Linked DNA regions of Homo sapiens: region 1 is linked to region 2. Evidence: read pairs that join two places in POLR2A ChIA-PET (ENCODE). Cell type or tissue: PC-9. All regions are shown on one strand. Each heading gives the region's core, and the rest is flanking DNA. Links, peaks and the distances in the headings are about the cores only.

Region 1 (4,394 bases), core at 202-4,201, 82 kb after region 2:
CATCAGCAGTGCACAGCCAAGTCTTCAGGTGACAGTGCTGAACAGGGGTCTCAGGGGAGCTGGAAGAAAAGTCTGTCCTTTAGGCCACTTGGCACAGCTCCAACCAGAGGTGACCCGCCTCCCACCTCCTGTTCTTCATCCTCCCCTTTGCTTCTTGACCTGCCTGAAGAAGACCCCTGGGTCTGGACAGCTGGGCCTCTGGCTGCCCCAGCAGGAAGCTCATGGTCCTGGAGTCCTGGGAGTCCAGGCTGGAAGATGTTTATCCTCCAGGTGTCAAGCACCCTGGGTGTGTCCAGATGGTGGAGGAGGAACTGGCTCTTGAAAGAAGATGTCCTTCCCATCTCTTCCCTCCCCAGCAATTTCTACTGAGTTCTAGGTGGACACCAGATGGCAAGAGGCAGAGTGCAGGGGGACGGTGAGAAGCTGCAGGTAGCGGATGTGATTTCGAGAAGTTTGACGGAAATGTAGGAAGGAGACCCTACGAGGACTGGAGGGACCCATGAGTATGAGAAGGGGGCACGGAGAGATTGAAGGGGACGGGTCCTGAAAGAGCCCGGAGGACAGAGAGTCCGGCAAGTCCCAGGCGCTGCCCTCACAATCCGATTGAGAGCCATGGAGGGGCTGCAGCAGCGGCTCAGGGTTGTGTTTAAAATTAGCTGGCAGAGTTCACTGCTGGGCATTGGGATGTCCTGCAAATGGCTCAACACGCAGGACGCAGAGGCTTTTTCACAGAATTGTTTGGAGCCATGTGCCTCTCTCTCTCCTGAAATGAAAGATTTGGGAAAGGTGACAATGCTGAATTTTCTTCTTCCTCTCTAGATATTCTTTCTGCTACATTTGATGGAGCTTCCAGGAAAAAGTAGATAGTAACTAAAACTCTCTTTGATTTCAGACTTGATACATATTTTCAGCTTGAGAATCCTTATTTCTCTGTTTAGTAAAAGGTGGCTGGGTTCAGTGGCTCATGCCTATAATCCCAGCACTTTGGGAGGCCGAGGAGGGCAGACTGCCTGAGCTCAGGAGTTTGAGACCGGCCTGGCCAATGTCATGAAACCTAATCTCTATTAAAAATACAAAAATTAGCCGGGCATCGTGCCAGGCGCCTGTAATCCCAGCTACTTGGGAGGCTGAGGCAGGAGAATCACTTGAACCCAGGAGGTGGAGGTTTTGGTGAGCTGAGATGGTACCACTGCACCCCAGCCTGGGCAACAGAGTGAGACTCTGTCTCAAAAAAATAAAATAACATAAAATAAAAGTAATAAAGAAAACATGTAAAAATGTGCGCTTGGGTGTACCTGGGAATGGTTCACGTTTGCCCTTTCGAAGGCAGCAAGGCAGAGAGAAAGGCACGTGGAGTTTGCAGTCAGATGGACCAGACTGGGTTTGAACTAGGGGTCTGGTCGTTACCCACAGGTGACCCCATTGCCTTCATCTCTCTGAGTCTCAGTTTCTTCCTGAACACCGTTAATCATTTCAGGCCTGGCATGGTGGCTCATGCCTGTATTCCCAGCACTTTGGGAGGCCGTGGCAGAAAGATCACTTGAGCCCAGAAGTTCAAGACCAGTCTGGGCAATATGGTGAAACCCCAACTCTACAAAAATATACAAAAAAGTTAGCTGGGCATGGTGGTGCATCAGTAGTCCCAGCTACTCAGGAGGCTGAGGTGGGAGAATCGCCTGAGCCAGGGGAGGTCGAGGCTGCAGTGAGCCTTGATCCCACCACTGCACTCCAGCCTGGGCGACAGAGTGAGACCCTCTCTCAAAATAATAATAACAATTAATTGTTCCAACAGTGCAGGAAATGCCTAGAATCGCACTCGCCCCACATGTTAACACCTTCCTGCATTCCCGCTGCATTTAGCAGACGGTTCAGTTTCTGTGGTGACCAGTGAGGCTTGTGAGTCACTTGTTCCGGAAAACTAGAGCAAAACGTTGCTCTCATATGCCTGGTTGTTTCCTTGTTGCTAAATCTTTTTTTTTGTTTGTTTTTCGTTTTTTTTTACAGCTTTCTTCTCAACCGACATCTGGAAGCCATTCAGTGCTGCATACACTTCCTGCAGGCTGCCCCTCTGTTCTCTCGCCCTTCTCATCTCACGTGATTGATCACCTGACAAGCTACCTGGATTTCCTAGTGCCCCAGAGTTGCCCTCAATCAACACACAACACGTTCCCATGTGGAATCTTCACCAAGTGTTCATTTCTTCCATTACAGGAAATAGTATTCTCTCCCTGTCCCCAAAACTTTGCAGTAAAGACCCCTGACAATCTAGTTCAAATGTCAGTCATGACACTGCTAGCTTTCTTTTTACAAGACTGTGTGAGTCCCCCTGCAAAAAAGTCAAACTGAATTTTATCACATGATATCTACTATAGTCCTTCAAGCAATTGTCACTGCATCTTTTCAGTTATGGTTACCAAAGGTTGTGTTTAAAATTAGCTCGCAGAATTTACTGCTGGGTGTGGGGATGGCCTACAAATGACCCAAATGACCAAGATTCAGTGTTGTTCAAATTGTGTATGTTCTGGAAAGGAGTCACTTTGTCTACTTGAACTTTAGAAGTTATTTACTAATGTTGCAGTGTGATACAATTGATCGTAATCTAGGCTGGGCACCGTGGCTCACGCCTGTAATCCCAGCACTTTGCGAGGCCGACATGGGAGGATTGCCTGAGCTCAAGAGTTTGAGATCACCCTGGGAAACGTGGGGAAACACCGTCTCTACTAAAATACAAGAAAAAAAAAAATAGCTGGGTGTGGTGGTGCTTGCCTGTAGACCCGGCTCCTCTGGAGGCTGAGGCATGAGAATCACTTGAGCCCGGGAGCCGAGATCGTGCCACTGCACTTCAGCTTAGGCTACAGGGTCTCAGACTCCAACTCAAAAAACAAACAAACAAACAAAAAAAACAGCACTCTGGGAGGCTGAGATGGGTGGATCACCTGAGGTCAGGAGTTCGAGACCAGCCTGACCAATATGGAGAAACCCGGCTCTATCAAAAAAAAAAAAATACAAAATACAAAATTAGCTGGGCATGGTGGCACATACCTGTAATCCCAGCTACTCGGGAGGCTGAGGCAGGAGAATTGCTTGAACCTGGGAGGCGGAGGTTGCAGTGAGCCAAGATCGTGCCATTGCACTCCAGCCTGGCCAACAAGAGCAAAACTCCGTCTCAAAAAAAAAAAAAAATCTAACGGGAAAATCTCAATTTCAGATTGATTTTTAGATTGAAAGAGGGAAGACAGCACGATGGGGGGAAATTGGATGAACTCTGGCATCTGAGCAAGTCTCCTTCTTGTTAAAACCCAACAGTGGTTTGGAATGGGATAAACCCTCTGCCTTGAGCACGTGCCTGGGCTCACCCAGCTCGCCTCTCGCAGTGCCTCCTGCCTGGGGAACCTGGCACACCTGTTCCTTTTACCTGGATGCTCTTTCCCCCTCTTTGCCTGGTTAATCCTGCTGAATCCCCCTCAACTCTGGCCTCAAAGCTCTCCTTCCTTGATGAGGTTTTCCCTGACCTCTCTGATGAGCTCACATCCCAGAGTTCATGCTTTTATAGCACCGCACATCCCTACAGTTGCTCTGGGGGATGAGCTGATGTCTGCCTGGTACCTCTAGGAGCCTGTCTCAGTGCCTGCTCTGTCCACCTGCTCCAGCCCAGGTGAGCCAGGCGTGGGCTGTGCCAAGTGAAGGCCTTGCCATCCTCAGCACTTTGCAAGTTTATCACAGTGAGTTTACATAACTAGCCTGCAGAGGAGGCACCACCGCCAGCTCATTTTATGGGATGAGGAAATTGAGGCTTAAGGAGATTAAATATATTGTCCAAAGGCCAACAGATGATGAAGGATAGGTTTATCATCAAGCTAAATATTTTTCAATATTTCCTTAAATCAGATCTGGCTTCGACTGAGTTATCCAGACAATTGTCCCAGACTTGGCTTCCCTAGGGGCACCTCGAACCCTAATTTGTAATCCAGAGGGCAAAGGGGCCACAGAGTCTTTCAAGGTGGCTCCTGGAGATGAGGAGCCCAAGAGCTGACTTCCTGTTTCCTCCTCAGTCACCTGGGTGGGATTGGTTGGGGGAGTTGGAGAACAGCAATCAGGTCCCCCCCACCACCAGGAAGCCTTGCAGAGGGTAGGGCAATGGGGGACCCCGTCCCACTCAGAGGGAAAGCATGGTCTGCGTCCTGCCACAGGAAGGCAGCAGCTGAAGGCCAGGAAAGGGGAGGGAGTTTCCTTTGCTTCTCCAGCAAAACAGAATGGATGGATGGATGGATGGGTGGGTGGATGGATGAATGGATGGATGGATGGATGGATGGATGGATGGATGGATGGATGGGTGGGTAGATGGATGGATGGGTGGATGGGTGGATGGATGGATGGATGGATGGATGGATGGA
Region 2 (4,394 bases), core at 115-4,114:
CATGTTGGCCAGGCTGGTCTTGAACTCCTGACCTCAGGTGATCCCCCTGCCTCGGTCTCCCAAAGTGTTGGAATTACAGGCGTGAGCCATTGCACCTGGCCTTGTCCCAACTTGTATCGTCCTAGCTGCTACCCAAGCCCCGCGCTCTCCACGGCTCCGGAGGTGGCAGCACAGTTCACTCTTCTCAAGGCACTGACCGCACACAAAGGGAGGCCACAAATCTATTCTTTTTCTGCTAAAAAGTGCTCTCTACACAAGAGAATTGAAAACAGGCATTGGGTCCAAAACTTGTACAAATGTTCACTGCAACCCTCTTAAAACAGCTGAAAGGCGAAAACACTCCAAACGCCCACCAACGGCTGGGTGAGCAGAATAGGATATGTCCAAGATACACAATGGAATACGATTCAGCCAGAAGAGGGAATGAAATTCAGACACAGGCTGCAACCTGGATGAGTGCTGAAGACCTTATGCTCAGTGAAAGGAGCCGGACATACTGCATGAGCCGACTCACATGGAATGCCACTTATATTGTGTGAGCCCACGTATTGCATGATCCCGCTCACATGGAATGCCTAGAGTAGGAAATCTATAGACACTAAGTAGATTAGTGGTTGCTTATGAGTAGGAGGGACGGGCTGGGAGGAGGGATATGGGGTGATAGTTCAAGGGCTTGGGGTTTCTTTATGAGCTGATGAAAATATGCTAAAATTGACTGTGGTGATAGTTGCACATATTCGTGAATATATAAAAGCCAGTGAATTATATATTTAAATTTTATGGTACATACATTACATATCAATAAGCTGTTTTATATAAAAAATTATATCTCAATAAGCTATTTCATATATATGTTTTATATATAAAAGCACTGAATTATATACTTGAATTTTATGGTACATAAATTAGATCTCAATAAGCTGTTTTTAAAAATATATAAGATAAGCCAGGCATGGTAGCTCACGCCTGTAATACCAGCACTTTGGGAGGCCAAGGCGGGCAGATCACCTGAGGTCAGGCGTTTGAGATCAGCCTGGCCAACATGGAGAAACCGATCTCTACTAAAATGCAAAAATTAGCCAAGTGTGGTGGCACGCATCTGTAATCCCACCTACTTGGGAGGCTGAGGCAGGGGAATTGCTTGAACCCAGGAGGTAAAGGTTGCAGTGAGCTGAGATCACACCACTCCACTCCAGCCTGGGTGACAGAGCAAAACTCCGTCTCAATAAATAAATAAATAAATAATAAGATAAAAGGTTTTTTTTTTTAAAGTGCTCTTTAAGAGAGCACTTTGAGCAACAAATTGTCCAGGAGACTCTAAATCAACATTCTGCTGAAATGATCTCAGCTCTTTTATTTAAAGAAACAAAACATTACAAACACCGTTGAAGTCGCTCCCTATTCCCAATCTCTTCTCTCCCTCCCTAGAGGTAACCACCATCCAGAGTTTTGGGGACTTTTTGCTGGGCAGGATAATACATGGGGTGGGCGTATTCACAGAACAGAATCCCATGCAGCTTAAGGGTTAAGCAGAGCATCATGAACAGGAAGAAGCTTGAAAACAGCGCTGTGGGAAAGAGAGCAAGTGATAAATGATGCGTTCAAGTATCACGTTATTCATGCAAAGCTGAAAGCATGGAAACAATGCTGTGTGGTTTGGGAGAAATACACATGGGCTTAAAGTATAAAGTGAGGACCTGGCTATGCTCTAGCCTCTCTTCTTACTTCCTACGAGTGGCCCTGACTCACTGGACAGTCTGGTACCTGTGGGCTTGTTCCCCCATGAAATGACTTGGGTCTGATTATTGTCTAATGCCTCTGTGGTGAGTGATTCCACATCCTATCTGTGAGTCGGTCACAGGTTACATGAATGGATAAACATTGTGCTACATCTGGACAACGGAATATTATTTGGTGCTAAAAAGAAATGAGCTATCAAGCCATGAAAAGGCATGGAGGAAACTTGAATGCATATTACTAAGTAAAGGAAGCCAACAAAGTGAAGGAAGGTGTATGTGGTGAAGGCTACATACTCCATGATTCCAACGCTACAACATCCTGAAAAGACCAAAACTTCGGAGGCACTAAGAAGATCAGATAGCTGGGGTGAGTGGGGAGAGAGAAACAGGTGCAGCAAAAGAGGTTTTAAGGCAGGAGAACTACTCTGGACGATACTATCATTGTGGCTGTACAGCATTATGCATTTGTCAAATCCCACAGAACTGTACAAGAGAAAGGGTGAAGTCCAGGACTTCAGTTCATCATAATGTATGCATCAGGTTCATCGGTGTTAATGAACGCACAGCACTGATGTGGGATGTTCATAACAGGGCAACTGTGTGCTGGGGAGGAGTACAAGGAGCTCGCTGCCCTGTCTGTTTCATTTTCTGTAAACCTAAAACCGCTCTAAAATATAAAGTCTGTTCACTTTTTTAAAAGTAACTGAAATGAATACACTTCTTCTTCTTCTTCTTTTTTTTTCTTGTTCCCAGGCTGGAGTGCAATGGCATGATCTCAGCTCACCGCAACCTCCACCTCCTGGGTTCAAGAGATTCTCCTGACTCAGCCTCATGAGTAGCTGGGATTACAGGCATGCACCACCACGCCGGCTAATTTTGTATTTTTAGTAGAGACGGGGTTTCTCCATGTTGGTCAGGCTGGTCTCGAACTCCTGACCTCAGGCGATCCCCACCCCCTCCGCCCCCCACCTCGGCCTCCCAAAGTGCGGGGATTACAGGCGTGAGCCAGCACACCCGGCTCAAAATACACTTCTATGATTAAAAACAAAACTGCCACTGTGGCTCAAAGGGAGACACTTCATTCTTGGCTTGTGGGTAATTTTAGGGATTTTCTTTCCCTTCCAGCTATCTGCACCCGGAAGAGACGGCAGCTGATAAGCCAGAGAGCTGGAAAAGGTCTCAAGCTAGTCCTTTTTTTTTTTTTTTTAAATATTAGGATTTTTTTTCTCAGCTTTGTCAAAGTATAGTTGACAAATAAAAATTTTACATGTAGGCCTGGTGCTGTGGTTCATGCCTGTAATCTCAGCACTTTGGAAGGGCAAGGCGGGAGGATCACTTGAGCCCAGAGTTCGAGACCAACCCCATCTCCACCAAAAAATATAAATATATATGCATTAGCCTGGCATGATGGTACATGCCTGTGGCCCCAGCTTTTCAGGAGGCTGAGGGGGAAGGATGGATTGAGCCCAGGAGGTCGAGGCTGCAATGAGCCATGACTGAGCCACTGCACTCCAGACTGGGTGACAGAAGGAGACCTTGTCTCAAAAAAACCCAATTGTACATGTTTAATGTGTACAGCGTGATGACTGGATATCCGCTGTGAAATGCTCACCATAATAAAGCTAGTTAACATGTCCACCACGTCACATAATTACCATTTTCTTTTCTCTTTTCTGTGGTGAGAATACTTAAAATCTGCCCTTTTAGCAAATTCCAGGTATAGAGTACAGCATTGATAACTAGAGTGAACAATTTAGTTTCTTTTCTGAGATTCTGAGAAAGACTCACAGAAAGGATAGCAACGGAAGTAGAAAGTGAATTAGTGTTAAAATATGCGCACACACACCCTTGGGAAGAAAGCGCTACACACATTTTTGAATGTTTTCCATGGGACGGGTCATATTCTTCAGCATCCTAAGGTGTTCATTTCAGCAAAAACAATTTCTACTCTACGAAATGGACAAATTAAAAGTGCACCCTATGCCTGTTCTGGTCTAAGAGAGAATACATGCACAGCGTTATGTTTGTCTGTTTCCTTTTATATGAATAATCAATATGGAAACTGGATAAAACCAAACTGAAGCCGGTCTAGGTCTGTCAGGTTACAGATCCACACGCCCTCTGACCTAGCAGTTCTACTCCTGGAAGCGTTTCCTACTGATATGCTCACACACTTGGAGCAGTGTGTGTTACAGCAAAAGGATGGAGAAAACCTTAAGGTCCACCAAGAAGAGACAGGGGCAATAATGGTGCGTCCATGCAAAGGACCAACTGTGCCATGGTGGGAAAAAACAGGGGGCTCATTTCCCTAAGGAATGCTGTCCAGGATGGTATCCAGTGCAGGAGAGTCAACTGGCTAGGAACCACTGGGAAATAGGGTCATGGTAACGCAGAAATACCTGTGCTTCTTTATGCAAAAACTCTCTGGAAAGAGAAGCAACTCAGATGAGTTGCCCCAAGAAATGTGATTGGCTGGTAAACAGGTGGGCATGTATGGGAGTGATGCGTGTGTGTGTGTGTGTGTGTGTGTGTGTGTGTGTGTCTGGGGTGTATGGGGGGATGCGGGGTAGGTAAGTAAGCAGAGCAAGGAAGAAGAGATTTTTCACAGCATACCCTTTTGTACTTCCTTGATTTTGACCTAATAATACTTTAATA

Evidence for each region. Peaks named below come from ENCODE experiments on the same cell type or tissue, not always from the same donor. Only the 100,000 strongest peaks of a DNase experiment are listed, where the experiment ranks them.
Region 1: POLR2A ChIA-PET joins it to region 2 with 5 read pairs; 3 of 35 experiments call an interaction of 5 or more read pairs at or near these places.

Annotation. Positions count from the first base shown.
Region 1 is chr21:41,563,121-41,567,514 of GRCh38, forward strand. LOC105372809 (a long non-coding RNA gene) reads right to left here. Exons shown (of 5, transcript XR_937738.1): 2 at 1-763. Among named protein-coding and RNA genes, the nearest start is that of PCSEAT, 15 kb to the right of the region's middle. In PC-9, for the core only: no CTCF peak of the experiment used is centred there; a DNase peak (open chromatin) is centred at 1,971.
Region 2 is chr21:41,480,837-41,485,230 of GRCh38, forward strand. All of the region lies in intron 5 of TMPRSS2 (transmembrane serine protease 2), which reads right to left. Among named protein-coding and RNA genes, the nearest start is that of TMPRSS2, 25 kb to the right of the region's middle. In PC-9, for the core only: no CTCF peak of the experiment used is centred there; no DNase peak of the experiment used is centred there.